Regions from separate parts of the Homo sapiens genome. Here region 2 is linked to region 1. A link is an interaction called in ENCODE POLR2A ChIA-PET data of the cell type or tissue named here. Cell type or tissue: Panc1. All regions are shown on one strand. Each heading gives the region's core, and the rest is flanking DNA. Links, peaks and the distances in the headings are about the cores only.

What was found. ChIA-PET counts read pairs that join two places held together with the same protein. Peaks named below come from ENCODE experiments on the same cell type or tissue, not always from the same donor. Only the 100,000 strongest peaks of a DNase experiment are listed, where the experiment ranks them.
Region 2: POLR2A ChIA-PET joins it to region 1 with 8 read pairs; 1 of 35 experiments calls an interaction of 5 or more read pairs at or near these places.

What each region holds. Positions count from the first base shown.
Region 1 is chr2:187,683,798-187,692,089 of GRCh38, reverse strand. No RefSeq gene overlaps it. Among named protein-coding and RNA genes, the nearest start is that of TFPI, 130 kb to the right of the region's middle. In Panc1, for the core only: no CTCF peak of the experiment used is centred there; a DNase peak (open chromatin) is centred at 2,489; H3K27ac peaks cover 698 bases.
Region 2 is chr2:187,490,315-187,498,606 of GRCh38, reverse strand. TFPI (tissue factor pathway inhibitor) reads left to right here. Exons shown (of 8, transcript NM_006287.6): 3 at 1,529-1,726. All of the region lies in intron 2 of CALCRL-AS1 (CALCRL and TFPI antisense RNA 1), which reads right to left. Among named protein-coding and RNA genes, the nearest start is that of CALCRL, 46 kb to the right of the region's middle. In Panc1, for the core only: no CTCF peak of the experiment used is centred there; no DNase peak of the experiment used is centred there; H3K27ac peaks cover 886 bases.

The DNA.
Region 1 (8,292 bases), core at 2,195-7,194:
TTTTCTCTATTTCGAAAGCAAAAGATGTTCACTCTCAAGTACTTTGCCTGAGGTTATACAATGATCCTGTATATGACCTAGGGTTAGAATCTGGATCACCTAAATCCCTCTGATGGAAGTAAGATATTTCTTTCAGTGCTAAAGAAGCTTATAATAGTCTCGTTAGATTTTCTATAATCTCTCTATAAGTGGCATCAAATAGAAATTTCAAGTATTTTAGGTACAAGCTTTTCAACAACGTTGTTGCCAAGCTAACATACACAAAATGAAAGTCCATTTATTATGATGCCCCACTGACAATATTCAAATGATAGTAATCATTGAATGCAATACAAATTTTATTTCTATACAATCTAAACTGAAGTGATTTAACATAATATTTATCCAATCAACTAATATTTATTGAGTGTTCAATATGAGCCATACACTGTTCTAAGTACTTAGAATTCATCAGTTAACAAAACAGGCACATATTCTAGCTTGTAGGAAATTAGGATGTTAGCTAGGAGTGACTGGCTTTAAACTATAAGCATGATAGATAAAAGTATGTTGGGTGTTAATAAGTGTTACTAGAAAAAATACAGTAAATAAAGCAGGGACCATAAAAGGTGACAAACATATGATGGAGGGAGGGGTGTTCATTAACAATTTTGCATAGTATGGTAAGGGTAAGGCTCAATGAGCAGGTGATCTTGAACAATGAGTTCATATGGTGGTGCCTGGTGTTTTGGTATATTTTAAGGAGGCAAAAGCAAAGGACTAGAGAAGACGGGGCAATAGAGGAGCAATAAAAGATGAGACAGAAAAGGAAGCAAGAGACCAACTCATGACAGCCTAACACGGCCTCAACGTTTGTAGTAAATCAAACAGGAAGTCCCTGGAAGATTTTAAAGCAGAGGGATAAATTGCCTAATATACATTTTATCAGATTCAGCAATGAATGTTGTGTTGATCATACAAAGTAGATAGGCAACTTGGGAAGCAGGGGGACCAGTTAGGAAGATAGTGAACTAAGTGAAGTAAGGGACGGTAGTGGCGTAAACAAAGCGGAAGTCGTAAAAGAGGGGTCCAATCCAATTTTAGGTATATCAGAACCAATTTTAGGTATATTGGGAGAAAAATGCAATGTCATGACAGATTGGATGTGGAATATTAGGGAAGAAGTCAAGGATGATGGTGATGGCCGGGTGTGGTGACTGACGCTTGTAATCCCCACAGTTTGGGATGCCGATGCGGGCGGATCACCTGAGATCAGGAGTTCGAGACCAGCCTGGCCAACATGGTGAAACCCCATCTCTACTAAAGTTACAAAACTTAGCCAGGCACACTCCTGTAATCCCAGCTATTCAGGAGGCTGAGGCAGGAGAATTGTTTGAACTCGGGAGGTGGAAGTTGCAGTGAGCTGAGATACCATGCCACTGCACTCCAGCCTGGGCAACTGTAGCCAGACTGCGTCAAGAAAAAAAAAAAAAAAAAAAAAGACAAAAGAATGATGGTGAGGTTTTCGTCCTGAGTAACCTGTGGAATGGATTGCCATCAATGAGATGGGGCCGGCTCTGGGTAGGAACAGATTCAGTGTAGGGAGGTATCAGGCTTATTTGGTTTGAGATATAGTATGTTCCATTTGCCTATCAGTTTTATCAAATATGCAATTGGATATATAAGACTGGAGCTACAGGAAATGGTCTGGACTGAAAATGTGGGAATAATTGCTATTAGAGATAGTATACAATATTATAAGATTGAGTAAGACCAGCAAAACAGAGAGTGTAGTTAGAGAACAGAAAAGGGCCAATGACAGGCCTGGATCACTCCAATGTTGTGTGCTGAGAGAAGAGAAAGAATCAGGGGAAAAAAAAATCCCAGTGAACTAGTGTAGTATAATGAAAAGCAATGAAGTGGAGTTTCCTAGAAGCCAAGCGAAGAAACTTTTATAAATTACTGTACACTGTAAACTAAATGAATTTCAGCGGGTTGGAAAGAGCAAACACCTTTATTGGTGATTGAAGAGAGAAATAGGGGGAGAGGAATTAGAGCATGAAAATGTAAAGAAGTCTTTCGGGTTTTCCTGCAAAGAGAAACAATGAAGTGCAACAAAATTTTATGGTGTTTTTAAAAAATAAAATAATTAACATTTTTCGTTTATATGCCAATGGGGTATGGTCCAATAGAGAAGGAGAAATTTATGATGTAAGAGAGGTTAATTATAGAACTAACATCCTTGAGTAGGAAGAAGAGGATGAAATCTACTGATCAAATGAAAGAAATGGCTTTCAATAAGATCAACTTTATAAGATACATTTTATAATTCTATGTTTAAGTATACACCCAGAAGTCTTAAATTGGTTTCTATACATTCAAATATATTCCTAATTTAATGCAAATTAATAACTGCCTATAAAAGATTTTGCTCATATTCTCTGTAAAGATAAGATCCATCTCAACAATATAGCAATTCACTGAGTACAGTTAAATGGAGTTCAGTGTTTAGACATGACACATGCATTAAAATGACTCATTCAACAAACATTGGCTGAACATTTACTGTATCCTTTAATTCTTTCTGAATAAGTATTGCTTCTTATCAAGAGCATGGATTAAAATAAGGTTAATAAGAAACCATTAGATTTCATAGCTGTGTATAACTGCTTTAAGGTTTTGACTGGACTATGGTAATGAAATAAAAGAGTCAATTCATAACATCAGGAGTGAGACAAATTTGCAAAAAGATCTTTTTAAATTAAAAGATTTAAAAGCACAAACTAAAATTACTTGGGTTTTTAGGGTAGTTACTGTAGAAGGAATTATGATATAATTTCACAATGTCTGATTTCTAAATGAATCGGAATTTCCCTCAAGGTTAATTTTGCTTCTTGGAAAGATGTCAATACTTTATTTCATTTTATACATGCTATGAATTGATTCATAAAGTATTCAGGCATCTCTTCATTATATAACAGTCAAAACCTATTTTCCAAAAAATGAAAGCAGATATACAGAGAAAATATATACAATTTATGCTAAATGTTCAAAGGACTATTTTCATCAAAATAAAGTATTGTAAATATTGATCAGAGTTAAAATTGAACACTAAATAAATACATAGTGATATCAAAGATATATATGTATACAAGTGTTATCTTGGAATAGTATATTACATTTTTGTATAGTTGTATTTCTCCCTTAGATGTTAAATTTCATGTTTGGTATAAAAACAACAGTTATATCTGTCCACCCTTGTCCAATTAATTTGAATTTTCTATGCATTCATCAAAGAGCACATTTTATATTTTCTGATAGCTTTATAATTTTTATTAAATACTATAAAGTAATACAATATATTTAAATTGGCTTATTATACATCTGTTGTCTCATAATTTACCTTTTATATTTATTCATGTACATATATAAATATGCATGTCAATTTCTGAATGTCTCTCATATCACAGGAAAGTTATTTTCATTAATTTGAGGCATTGATTGCCCATCATTTATTTTGCGCTTGTGACTATCCTTTCTGACAGCATAATATTTTCAATACTTTTTTATTCTCTTCATATGTTATTATCTAGTTCATATATTATTATTTAGCATTTTTATTTCTCTACTCTTCAAGGCATTTGCACCTTCTCAAAACTCCAATTTTCTCGTGGTCCAACTTGAGAAGACACCTGCATGAAGAGTTTCTCTTTATTACAGTCTGCCTTTAAATTCATAATATTTATACCATATTTGCTTATATCGGCTTATCAACCAAGAGTATAATTACCAGATTATAAGAATCTGCTGGCATATAGTTGGCTTTCAACAGGTACTGGCTAATTGAGTGAATGAATGAATATTTGCACTCAGATATAAAGTTATGTTCTACATTAATGAGAACACAAGTGCAGCTGCTGCAGCAAAGAATCAGAATAACAGTGACCTGCGATATAGTGAATATCAATATGTCAGGAATTCAGTCTCCTTTTAATTTATTACTCTGCCCATTTGGGGGGCATCACTCAAATCTACCTGGTCCATAGGAATCATAACCAAAGCTGTGTTCTATCCATTGTGAGGGTACCTTCATTACAAGGTCATGCATTTACCATTTCATTTAACATTAGTCAGAATTAGTGACATGTCCTCCACCTGCTGCAATAAAATCTGGAATTCTAGTCTTTATTATTGGTAGCCCACCATTCAGCTAAAATTTATGGTTCCATCACTAAAGCAAGACAGAGAGTTGTAGTAACCTCTGTTTCTTCATTTGCTTATAATCCTTGATTTTCTTTTTGCATATTTCTTGACCTTTGAACTTTGAACTTTGGAAAAAAAATATATTAACCACAGTATCGAGAGTCTGAATAAAAGGAAAAGAAAATGCAACATAATTAACTCATTTTACCAAATGAGAAAATGTAATAGGTTAAATTTTTAACGTCTGCACTAGACAAAACCAAAACATTTTTCTTTGTATTTTCTTTCTAATTTTGATTGACACTAATCATGTTACATAAATACAGAGAAAAGAACATAATTATTATATACCAATATTCCAACACATATATACATTTATGTACATACACACTATATATATGAAAACACACATACAAGCACATACACGCTTCTTCTCCACTCTTAAAGACATTTACATTTTTTCAAAACTCCATTTGTCTAGTATCTCTGTGAAGTTTGTGATAGCTCTGTGTGTGAAGCACCATCATTTATCATTTTTCTGGGTTTCCTTCTAATAGGATGTTTTAAACTTCTCACATCTGCTGCAAAAGATATGTCGCACACCTATCCATACATTTTAATGAAAAAATAAAGGCAAAAAAATAGGAAATTACTTATAAAAAATCAAATTATTTAAATGTTTGGGTGAGGATGTGAAGTCATGGACATTTTTGTATGATTTTGAAAACATACAGATAAAATAATGTAATATTTGATGTTATTATAAACCGTATATGTTTATTCTATAAAATTTATCACAAGATTATGTAAAAACAATAATGAAATTAGGAATGTGCCAAAACTTCATGCGTTTTTAGGAGAGATTTGTGGCTCTCAATACATAAAGTTTATGCACGAAGCCATAAATCATTTCCAGCATTTTTTTGTTATTCTTAAAAATCAGTCTTAAATAAGAGGAGGTAGAGTGTCAGCCTGCAGCAAACACAGATATGATATGGTGTCATTTTGTTGATCGGTGCTTAAGAAGACCGAATATTTCATATACTCCTCGAGGGGGCTTTTCTGACCTGTCATGCGTGGTTGAAATATACTGCTTCTCCCCTCTGGAAATTAGTTTACTGTGAGGCCTTCTTTAATGTTGTAGAGCCACAAATCTTCTAGGAAGTTAATAAAATTGTTCTTAGCTGCTGCTGGTCCATTCTTATTACAAGGATTAAACTGCCCTGTTCTTAATTGCAGAGTACAGATTGCTGTTGCAGGTTTTTCACTTGTAATAAAATGAAGTAATCTCTGAAGAATAATGATAGGACTAGGCAGGAATCACTCACCTCTTGTCTTCTAAGGGAAATGCTTTTTGTTTCCATGGAGATGCCTTTTATATATGATGAAAGGTACATGGGAGAAAGAGAAAAGCTAATAGGCTCAGGGTTTCATTTGGAGGGGTTAATACGACATGCAGACTCATTTGGTTTTGCTGGAATCACTAGTAGTGCAGTTGCATAAGTAGCATTTTCTCCCAATAGTCAATTAAACATCAATAATTTGCCAACAGCATAAAACTGGTATTGTATATATACACTTGATTTTTTCTCCATTTAATGTTATAATTAGGATGTTTGCCCCTAAGTTTTAGTACTGAGACTAACTCAACCAACTATAAAGTCTGATCTTTGGTAAGAGGGAGATTGTTTATATTCACATTAAAATAAAAAAGAAAGATAGACTATAGTGGCAAACTACTGAGATACTTTAATGTATACATGTTTATACATAATCAATTTTTTTCTCCCTTAAAGAGTAGACACATTATAAAATAATGTGGTAAAATGATCTAGTCAATGTTAAAGATATTATGATAACTTTATCATCAACATCAATATTGTCATAATCAAAAATATTAGAAACCTATTCAAAATACCACTTAATGGGGTGCTTACTGTCTTCTAGACTTTTGTTCTCTTTTTATTTTAAAATATATTAGATTATTTAATCTTTACAATAACTCTACAAATGAGGTACTATGATCTTCATGTTTTGCTCTGACTGTAAAGACGTAATGTAACTTCAACAGCAGAGCTTTTAAAAATACATTCATTTATACATAAAATAGATAGGTTGTAGTTTTACTAATTAACAATGTACGGATCATCCACTTTACAGGTATTTTTCTTGTCATGAATGACTCCACCTTTTCTTTTTGCTAAGGTACAACACATTAGACATATTCTTAGTAGAAGCTTTAGACAATGAGGAAAATGGAAATAAGATTGGTTGAGATCTTAAGACTTTCCAGGAACTGAGATACCACTTAATACGTTCAATCTCATCTCAGTTCTCTACAAATCTTGGAGACAAGATTTCTCTAACGAGAAAATGTGTGTGCAACAAAAATGAAATTCAACATTTTCAAGGACAAGTGCTTGAAGCCTATTTTGGACTCAGGACCATACCCTTGCGACTCTCTCACAACACCTCTTCAGGTTTGTGTTAAGATGCCATTTTATCTATTCCTCTTTTAGGTGGGGTATTTGGTCATGGTTTCAAACCACTGGGAAAATTCTTCCTGGTTTTTTATAATCCATTCTAACGCGACTATTTTGTGGTTGCATACATAATTGGGATATTATGTATCATTTTAAATCATATTTTCAGTTGTTTCAATGTCCTATAAAAGTGTTTTAATATAAAGTATTTGTTTTGTTCATCAGTGAAATAGTACGTAGTAGTACATATCTCATTTGACATTTGACAACACTTGAAAATATTTGCTTTTTTATTTATTTATTATTTTTAGACAGAGTCTTGCTCTGTTGCCCAGGTTGGAGTACAGTGGTGCGATCTCGGCTCACTGCAATCTCTGCCTCCCGGGTTCAAGCGATTCTCTTGTCTCAGCTTCCCGAGTAGCTGGGACTACAGGTGCATGCCCCCACATCCCGCTAATTTTTGTATTTTTAGTAGAGATGGGGTTTCACCATGTCAGCCAGGCTGATCTAGAACTCCTGACCTCAAGTGATCCATCCACCTCAGCCTCCCAAAGTGCTGGGATTATAGATGTGAGCCACCACACCCAGCCAATACTTGAAAATATTTATGAAGATAAAAACCAAATCATTTAGAGTTCTTATAGGTCAATAAAAACTGAAATATATTATCAAAGCAATAATATTTTGTTCTTGAAAAAGTAAATACTTGGTTTCTTCTCAATTTTCTGATTTTAATGTGATGCTAGTTAGAGTTGAAAAGAAAGGTGGGTTAGATGATGACTATTCACTTTTAAATATGGTCTCTCTGCAAAGTAAAAGACTCAAGTAACACCTCTCCAGCTAAAACGAAGCTGATTATGCTGCAAAGTGAATTTGCAGCACATTAATCATAATTTGTGAATATGTTGTAGAGACCGTTTTTATAATGACTTGCTGAAAAATGAGAAACCCTGAGTCCCTATCTCATTCATTTTATTGTGTTTATGAAGCTTCTAAAGTAGGAAAATTGAATGGCACCATAGGGATCAGAAGCAGCTGTTTGTGCTCTTTTGCTCACAGTTGATACAGTCATGACTCACACTCCTCCAAATTATGGAGATTTTTCAGCATTTTAACAAGCAACCTATGTTTATATTATTTTTCCATATCAGCATACATACTTCATGCTTAGTGAGGTTTGAATAAGAAAGAAACATACTGTATAACTTGATCATTATATATCAGTTTGCATTAACATACTTGGTCATAAATGTCCAATATTTTTCTATATAAATCTATCAAACATATCTCTTTAATAATAAATTTGCAAATGTTATGTTATGATATATCTGTTTAATAAATGGAGCTGTTTTAAAAATATTTAGCTATTTTAGGTATTTTAAAAAATATTTCCTCCTAGCAATGTTTTCATATTTGTCAATGCATAGACAAAGTGGTACGTGGGCCAGAAACTTGAAGAATGCTTAAATGTTTTCTAGAAAGATGAAGAAAAGAAGGACATTTCAGCATGGGGAATAAATTGCATTAATGAAGGCATAAATGTATGGAAAAGTGAGGTACAAACATAATGTGCTTCAGGAAGGTGTAAGGGATTTCCAGGAAATTAACATAAAGTTACAAACTGTGA
Region 2 (8,292 bases), core at 1,355-6,354, 190 kb after region 1:
AAAATTTACGTGTTCAAAAATAATTAGTGTCACATGAATCAAACAGCATGAAAATGCCAACTTATGTATAGAAAGCTGTATCTTTAATCCTTCCAAGATTGTAAAGGCTACTTACAATTTTATGACTCATATAAAAAATTAACAATATCATTTCAATCATTTTGTTACAAAAAGTTTTAACATTACTAAAATAAGACTAATACTTGCTATTAATTCAAAATTGATTATTAGAATAATAATATATTATGGGTGGAGTGCAATTAATAAAATTATCTAATTTAACTTTTATTACACACATATTTTCTGTTTCAAAAAATTCACATTTTGAAATTACAGGAAATTTAAAACTGATTTCTTTTGAGACAATCATACTCCAAAAACTTATCCTGTATTTTATGCTTTAAAAATATTTTATGTGAAAATATTAAAGTCTCATTCTTTTTTTGTTGTTGTTCAAAGTAAACTATTTTAGAATGCATGAAAACACTTTTTTTCAAGATATTTATACTCATCTGTTTAATTCAATATAATACTGCTGCCCTCTAGAGGCAAAATTGGTTTCGGTCATTTATAGGTTTCAATATTCCCCATAAGAGATTAATAAATCAATTGCCAAAGACATAGAAAATACATAGACTCAATATGCAGAAAATATTCAAGAAGTATTATATGGCATTTTTGTCATTATTCTTTTGGTTGCACCACCCACAATTTTCAGTGTCTATCTTTACTGGTAAACAAATAGACTTTACTTAACATTAGGCTTCTATTAATTTTATTGGACTTGAAAAAAATAAAATGTTTAAAAAATCTAGTTGAGTTTCCCCTATTTCTATGTCCATTCCCAGGATAGAAAATTCTGTTATGAAAATTAGGAGTTAAATATTTAAAGAAAAAATATATAACGTGAAGTCAAAAGAATTGCCTCATTCTATTTAAAACATAGAAAGCATTATTTACATTATTTCAACATTATTAAAACCCAAGCATGGTATGGTAAGTTAAAATAAAAAGCACCATGAAGTATATTTTTCAGAACATCAAACACATAAATTTTTATAATTAGGGAAAATGGTTTAATATAGTGTTATATACATATGTGTGTGTATATATATATGTGAATGTGAATATGCTGTTGCTTTTAAAGGGTTGTTTTATGTGTAAAAAGTGACACAAGTGTGGGTTAGGGAGAGAAATTCAAAGAACTGTCCATTAGCTGAGTTAAAAGAGGTCTATTGTGGACACATCCACTTGAATGAAGTTGCCTTACAACTACTACTCAATTCCCTCCCAGTTCGGTTGGTACGATTTAAGCAATACCTCCCTAACAAGAGTCTAGAAGTTGTGTTTCATTTGGTGAATTTATTAACTTTATCTACCATTTTGATAACTGAATAACTTTTTATAGTTTCTTAGTATGTTTTATTGTACTTTTCCTTAAAATCAGGACATATTAAAAAGGAAATAAAGAACATTATTACAGTGTTGATGGAGATTACATGTTATATCTTTTATTTTTACTTTATAGATACGGAGTTGCCACCACTGAAACTTATGCATTCATTTTGTGCATTCAAGGCGGATGATGGCCCATGTAAAGCAATCATGAAAAGATTTTTCTTCAATATTTTCACTCGACAGTGCGAAGAATTTATATATGGGGGATGTGAAGGAAATCAGAATCGATTTGAAAGTCTGGAAGAGTGCAAAAAAATGTGTACAAGAGGTAGGTTTCTGGGAACCCTTATTACTCAAGACCCTTTAGGGCTATTGAGTCTAATTATGGATTTGATAATTTAGGGAGAAAAGTAATTTCATGCTGTTTTAATATTTCCAAGGAATCTTTTATTTCCACATTTTTAGACTTTCAGGGAATCCTAAAAACATTTAAGGAAAATGATAATTCTGAATTGTACCATGAAATACCCACATTTATAGGTACCAGAAACTCTCTATATGCCCGAGAGACATTTTAAAGCAAATTATCAAATTTTAGGTACGGTCAACTTGCATGTTCAACTATCATTTTTCATTTTCTTCATATCAGTGAATTATAAAATATGAGGCCCCATTTATTGTCTTATACTCTTATCCATAATAAAGACAGAAGAAAAAAACCTCAACTCATGTTCAAAGAATTGTGAAGTATTTTTAAAATAAAGTGGGTGTAATTCGGCCTCCCAGACTTGTAATCTCAGTTGGCAGAAGAAAAACTGTTAGTCACATTGACTTAGTCTTTCCTTTGTCAACACAATGGTCTCATCGCTATACTCTCTCAAGATCATGAATCTGGAAATTGAAGCTCTATGGCTCTTAATTACAAAATTGTAAGCTGCATAAAATAGTAGAACTATATATGAAATTTAAGATTTTTTTATTATTGGAACCTTAAAATACTACAGGAAATAAAAATAGAATACCATAGAAAAGAAAAATCATCCCTGATGACCCTTGTGGACTTTACTAAACCCAATGTTTTATATTAATATTACTAAGTTATAAATTTCAAAAGTACGTCATATTATATTAAACTTTTACTCTGCATTAATCCTACTAAAATTTAACATTTTTGCAAATTTTGCTAATTACTTTATTGTATGGGATTTTATATCTTCTCACTAAGATAAATTACAAATAATTACTGACCAAAATTTTGAATGTTTTTTTTTTAATGTCAGGCTATTCTTCCAAATTGTAAGTTACTCAAGGGATAGAATAAGTTGAGTTGCTTTTATTTCCCTAGTTTCTAGACCAATATTCTACCATAGCATGTTCGTAGAGCTGGTTGGATACAATTGAGGTGATACAGAAATGATATCTCTGGTTAGTAACACTAGATGTCTTGTTTTTTGCAAATCAGGCAGCTCTGCATTCTCACTCTGTTACTGCTTTCTAAATAGCTTTTACTAAACAGCCTTGGCATCATGGTGCTCTTGGCCTGTGGGAAAACTTCCATGTGGTGAAAAGAGTGAACTTCTCTCCTCTGTGGCTCTGTAAGATGTTTAGTTGTATGCTCCCAAGCTGAAAGAAGAGAATAGACACGAATATATTTCTTTAACCTCACAGCACTGATTTCTCTGTTTCCTCTCCATAGATGCCCTAGGAATGTTACTAACACAGTTTAGGCAGCTCAGTGGTCCTCAGTGGTGCTTTTGGTTTTTGTGATTGCTTGGTCTTTTCCCATTCATCACAGATTTCTATACCCCATTTTCTTCCATACATATTGGGCCAAGTATCCTTTTGTGTTGAGTTGAAAATCATTCTTAGTTGTCAGTACCTTGGCTAGAAGCCTGGTTGCCTCATTCTTTGTAATCCCCACTCTTTCATTTAGCAGGCTATTTATTTTCATCAACTGGCCTCTTTCCTGAAATATATACCTGTTCTTTTTATATATGTGTATAGTTCAAGTCTTATGGTTTATCATTGTGCAAAACTTACTCTTTTCTTTAAAGGTTAGGGAAATGTAATCATTTTGCTCATCAGTGATAGCCTTGCTTATCATCATTTAAAATATCATTTCTGGCTAGCATGTAAATGTAACTCTCTTACCCCCATCTCCTCATTATCTATCAAAATTCACTTGAGGCTGGGTGCAGTGGCTCACACCTGTAATCCCAGCACTTTGGGAGGCTGAGGTGGGTGGATCACCTAAGGTCAGGAATTTTAGACCAGCCTCACCAATATGGTGAAACTCCGTCCCTACTAAAAATACAAAAATTAGCTGGGTATGGTGGCATGTGCCTGTAGTCCCAGCTACTCAGGAGGCTGAGACAGGAGAATTGCTTAAAACCAGGAGCCAGACGTTGCAGTGAGCCAAGATTGCACCACTGCACTCTAGCTGTGCAACAGAGGAAGACTCCATGAAAAAAAAAGAAAAGTCACTTGCAATTATTGTATGAATGTCTGAGTGTTTTATACAGCAGACTACTGATAAGGATATAACTGGTATATGGAAAAAATATGGCTAGACTTTTAAAAACGCACCTAAGGAGAGAATTTAATCGGCAGCCATGATGGATAAATAGAACAAGACTTTCTCTCCCCAACATAAAGAACTATAAAACTGGACAAAATGTAAAAAACTACTGTTTGCAAGCATTGAACAAAAGGCAGTGCAGGATTGTGACCTCTGGGAGAAGGTAAATACATAAGATGAGCCCTGCAGTCTCCCCTGCTTCCTGTGTGAAGGCATTCAGAACCACCATTACATGAAAGAAACCCAAGTACAGCATGGTGGTCTCTCTGAAAAGAGGAGATGGCTATTAGAGATTAGAAAGCAGAAGTGGTTGTGGTTTTTCTAACAATGTGTGTTATATGGTTTCACTCTGTGTCCCTACCCAAATATCATCTTGTAGCTCCCATAATTCCCATATGTTGTGGGAGGGACTGGTGGGAAATGATTGAATCATGGGGGATGGGGCGGGGGGGAAGGTGGTCTTTCCCATGCTATTATCGTGGTAGTGAATGGGTCTCACATGATCTTATGGTTTTAACAAACAGGAGTTTCTCTGCATAAGCTCTCTCTTTGCCTGCCGCTATCCATGTAAGATGTGACTTGCTCACAGTAAATTGGTACCAGTAGAATGGGGTGTTGCTGGAAAGATACCTGAAAATGTGGAAGTGACTTTGGAACTGGGTAACAGGCAGAGGTTGCAACAGTTTGGAGGGCTCAGAAGAAGACAGGAAAATGTTGGAAAGTTTGGAACTTCCAAGAGACTTGTTGAAAGGCTTTGACAAAAATGCTGATAGTGATATGAACGATAAGGTCCAGCCTGAGGTGGTCTCAGATAGAGATGAGGAACTTTTTGGGAAGTTGAGCAAAGCTGACTCTCATTATGTTTTAGCAAAGAGACTGGCAGCATTTTGCCCCTGCCCTAGAGATTCGTGGAATGTTGAACTTGAAGAAATGATGTAGAGTAATTGACAGAATAAATTTCTAAGCACCAAAGCATTCAAGGGGGGTTTAGGTGCTGTTAAAGGCATTCAGTTTCAAAAGAGAAACAGAGCATAAAAGTATGGAAAATTTGCAGCTTGACAATGCAAGTGAAAAGAAAATTACATTCTCTGAGGAAAAATTCAAGCCAGCTGCAGAAATTTGCATAAGTAACAAGGATCTGAATGTTAATCACCAGGAAAATGGGGAAAATATCTCTAGGGCATGTGAGACATTTGTGCCAGCTCTTCCCATCACAGGCCTGGAGGCTTAGGAGGAAAAAGTGGTTTCCTGGACCCGGCCCAGGGTCCTCATGCTGTGTGCAGTCTAGGGACTTCGTGCCCTGTGTCCCAGCCACTCCAGCCATGATTGAAAGGGGTCAACGTAGAGCTAGGGCCAGAGCTTCAGAGGGTGCAAGCCTCGAGCCTTGGCAACTTCCACATGGTATTGAGCCTGAGAGTATACCGAAGTCAAGAATTGAGGTTTGGGAACCTACATCTAGATTTCAGAAGATGTATGGAAATGCCTGGATGCGCAGATAAAAGTTTGCTGCATGGGTGGGGCTCTCATGGAGAACCTCTGCTAGAGCAGTGCAGAAGGGAAATGTAGAGTCAGACCCCCGACACAGATTCCCTACTGGGGCACTGCCTAGTGGAGCTGTGAGAAGAAAGCCACCATACTCCAGGCCACAGAATGGTAGATCCATTGACAGCTTGCACCATGCACTTGCACATTTCAAAACTGATCATGCCTTCCCAATAGTCCCCCAAATTCTTAACTCATTTCAGCATTAACTCAGAAGTCCACAGTCCAATGTCTCATCTGAGACAAGGCAAGTCCCTTCTGCCTAGGAGCTTGTAAAATCAAAAGCAAGTTAGTTACTTCCTAGATACAATGGGGGTACAGGCATTGGGTAAATACAGCTGTTCCAAATGGGAGAAACTGGCCAAAACAAAGGGTCTACAGGCCCCATGGAAGTCCAAAATCCAGCAGGGCAGTCAAATCCTAAAGCTCCAAAATGATCTCCTTTGACTCCATGTCTCATATCCAGGTCACGCTGATGCAAGAGGTGGGCTCCCATGGTCTTGGGCAGCTCTGCCCTTGTGACTTTGCAGGGTACAGCCTCCCTCCTGGTTGTAACACTTATTTACAGCCAACTGTTCTTTGACAAAATCAACAAAAACACACAGTGGTGAATGGGCACTCTATTCAATAAATGGTGTTGAGAAATTGGATAATCATATGCAGAAGAATAAAACTGGAATAATGTCTCTTGCCTTATACAAAAATGAACTCAAAATAGATTAATGACTTAAATGTAAAACCTGAAACTATAATAATTCTAGAGGAAAATCTGGGAAAAACCCTCCTACATATTGACCTAGGCAAAGAATTTATGACTAAATCCTCAAAAGCAAATGCAAGAGAAACAAAAATAGCCAAATGAGAGTTAAATTGAAGTTGATCCACAAGTAACTTAAATTAAAAATGTTCTGCACAGCCAAAGAAGTATCAGAGTGAACAGATAACCTAAGGAATGAGAAAAATATTTGCAAACTGTGTATTGGACAAAAGACTAATATCTAAAATGTACATGTAACTCAAACAATTCAACAAGAAAATAACAAACCATTTAAAAAATGGACAAAGGACATGAAAAGGTATTTTTCAAAAGAAACATATACACAACCAACAAGCATATGAAAAAATGCTGAAAATCACTAATCATCAGACAAATGCAAATTAAAACCACAATGAGATACCATATTATACCAGTCAGAATGGCTACTATTAAAAAGTCAAAAAATAACAGATGTTGAAGATTAGGAGAAAAAAGAATGCTTATAAATTGTTGCTGGAAATGTAAATTAGTATAACCTGTATGGAAAACAGTATGGAGATTTCCCAAAGACCTAAAAAATAGAACTACCATTTGTTCCAGCAATCCCACTACTGGCTGTCTACCCAAAAGCAAATACATCATTATATCAGAAAGATAACTGTACTTGTATGTTTAGCACAGCACTATTTACAGTAGCAAAGATATAAAATCAACGTAAGTGTCTATTAACAGATGATTGGGTAAATAAAATGTGATATTTATATATACACATATACTCCATGGAGTACTACTCAGCCATTAAAAATAAAATCATGTCTTTTATAGCAGCATGGATGGAACTGGAGGCTATTATCTTAAGTGAAATAACTCAGAAACAGAAATTCAAATACCACATGTTCTAATTTATAAGTGGGGGGTAAATAGTGCATACATGTGGGCATAGTAGAATAATAGACAATGGACACTCAGGAAGATGGGAGGATGAAAGGGAACTGGGGAATGAGAAACTATCTAATGGGTACAATGGACACTATTTGGGTTATGGTTACACTAAAATCCACTTCACCACTATGCAATATAACCACATAACAAAATCGTACTTCTAGCCCCTAAATCTATGAAAATAAAAAAGAAATAAATTTTTAAAAAGAAAAAACAAAGAACTGAAAGAGAAAAAAAGTGCCAATCAGTAATCTACTTCTTAAAATAAGGGCTTTTCAAATCAGCATTATCTGGGGAAATTTATTCCTGGTAGAGCAGCAGTACAATTAGTATTAAAGGATTTAGAATTAAAGCACACAGGAAGGAAGGAGAAAAATATGAGATTATTGTTGTAAAGTTCTGAGGTTTCTACAGGTGACAATGACATACATTACTTGGCACTAGACTGTAATGGATTAGTACATTATAATCCTTAAAGCAACCATTAAAAAAATGAAACAAGCAGAAATAACAAATAGGCCCATAATGAAGATGAAATTATTATTAAAATATTCAATTACAGTAATTCTAAAGAAGACATGAACAGAGGGAAACAGAAACAAAGAAGAAATGAGAAACAGAAATCAAATTGCTAGTGATATTTATACTCAACTTTAATGATAATTAGATTAAATTAAAATTTAATGGTCCAGTCACGCCAGTTAAAAGGTAGATATTATCACTCTGTATGCAAAAATAAATCAAGAACTAACTACATGTTGTCTATAGGAAAGGCCCTTTAAAAATAAGGACAGAGAGATTAAAAGTGAAAGGATAGAAAAAGATATAATATGTAAGCACTAATCATAAGAATGATTAGTAAAAGTAGACTACAGGATAAAAAATACTACCTGGTGGAAAGAAAGATATTTATAATGGGGGTCCATTAATAAAAAAGACACAACAATCCTTAATTCCTATGTGCATGGTCCTAATTACAAAACTCCAAAATTTTTAAAGAAAAAGTTGGCAGAAGTGAGAGTATACAATTATTCAGTTCAGTTTACATACTTCAAGACACCTTTTTTCAGTAACT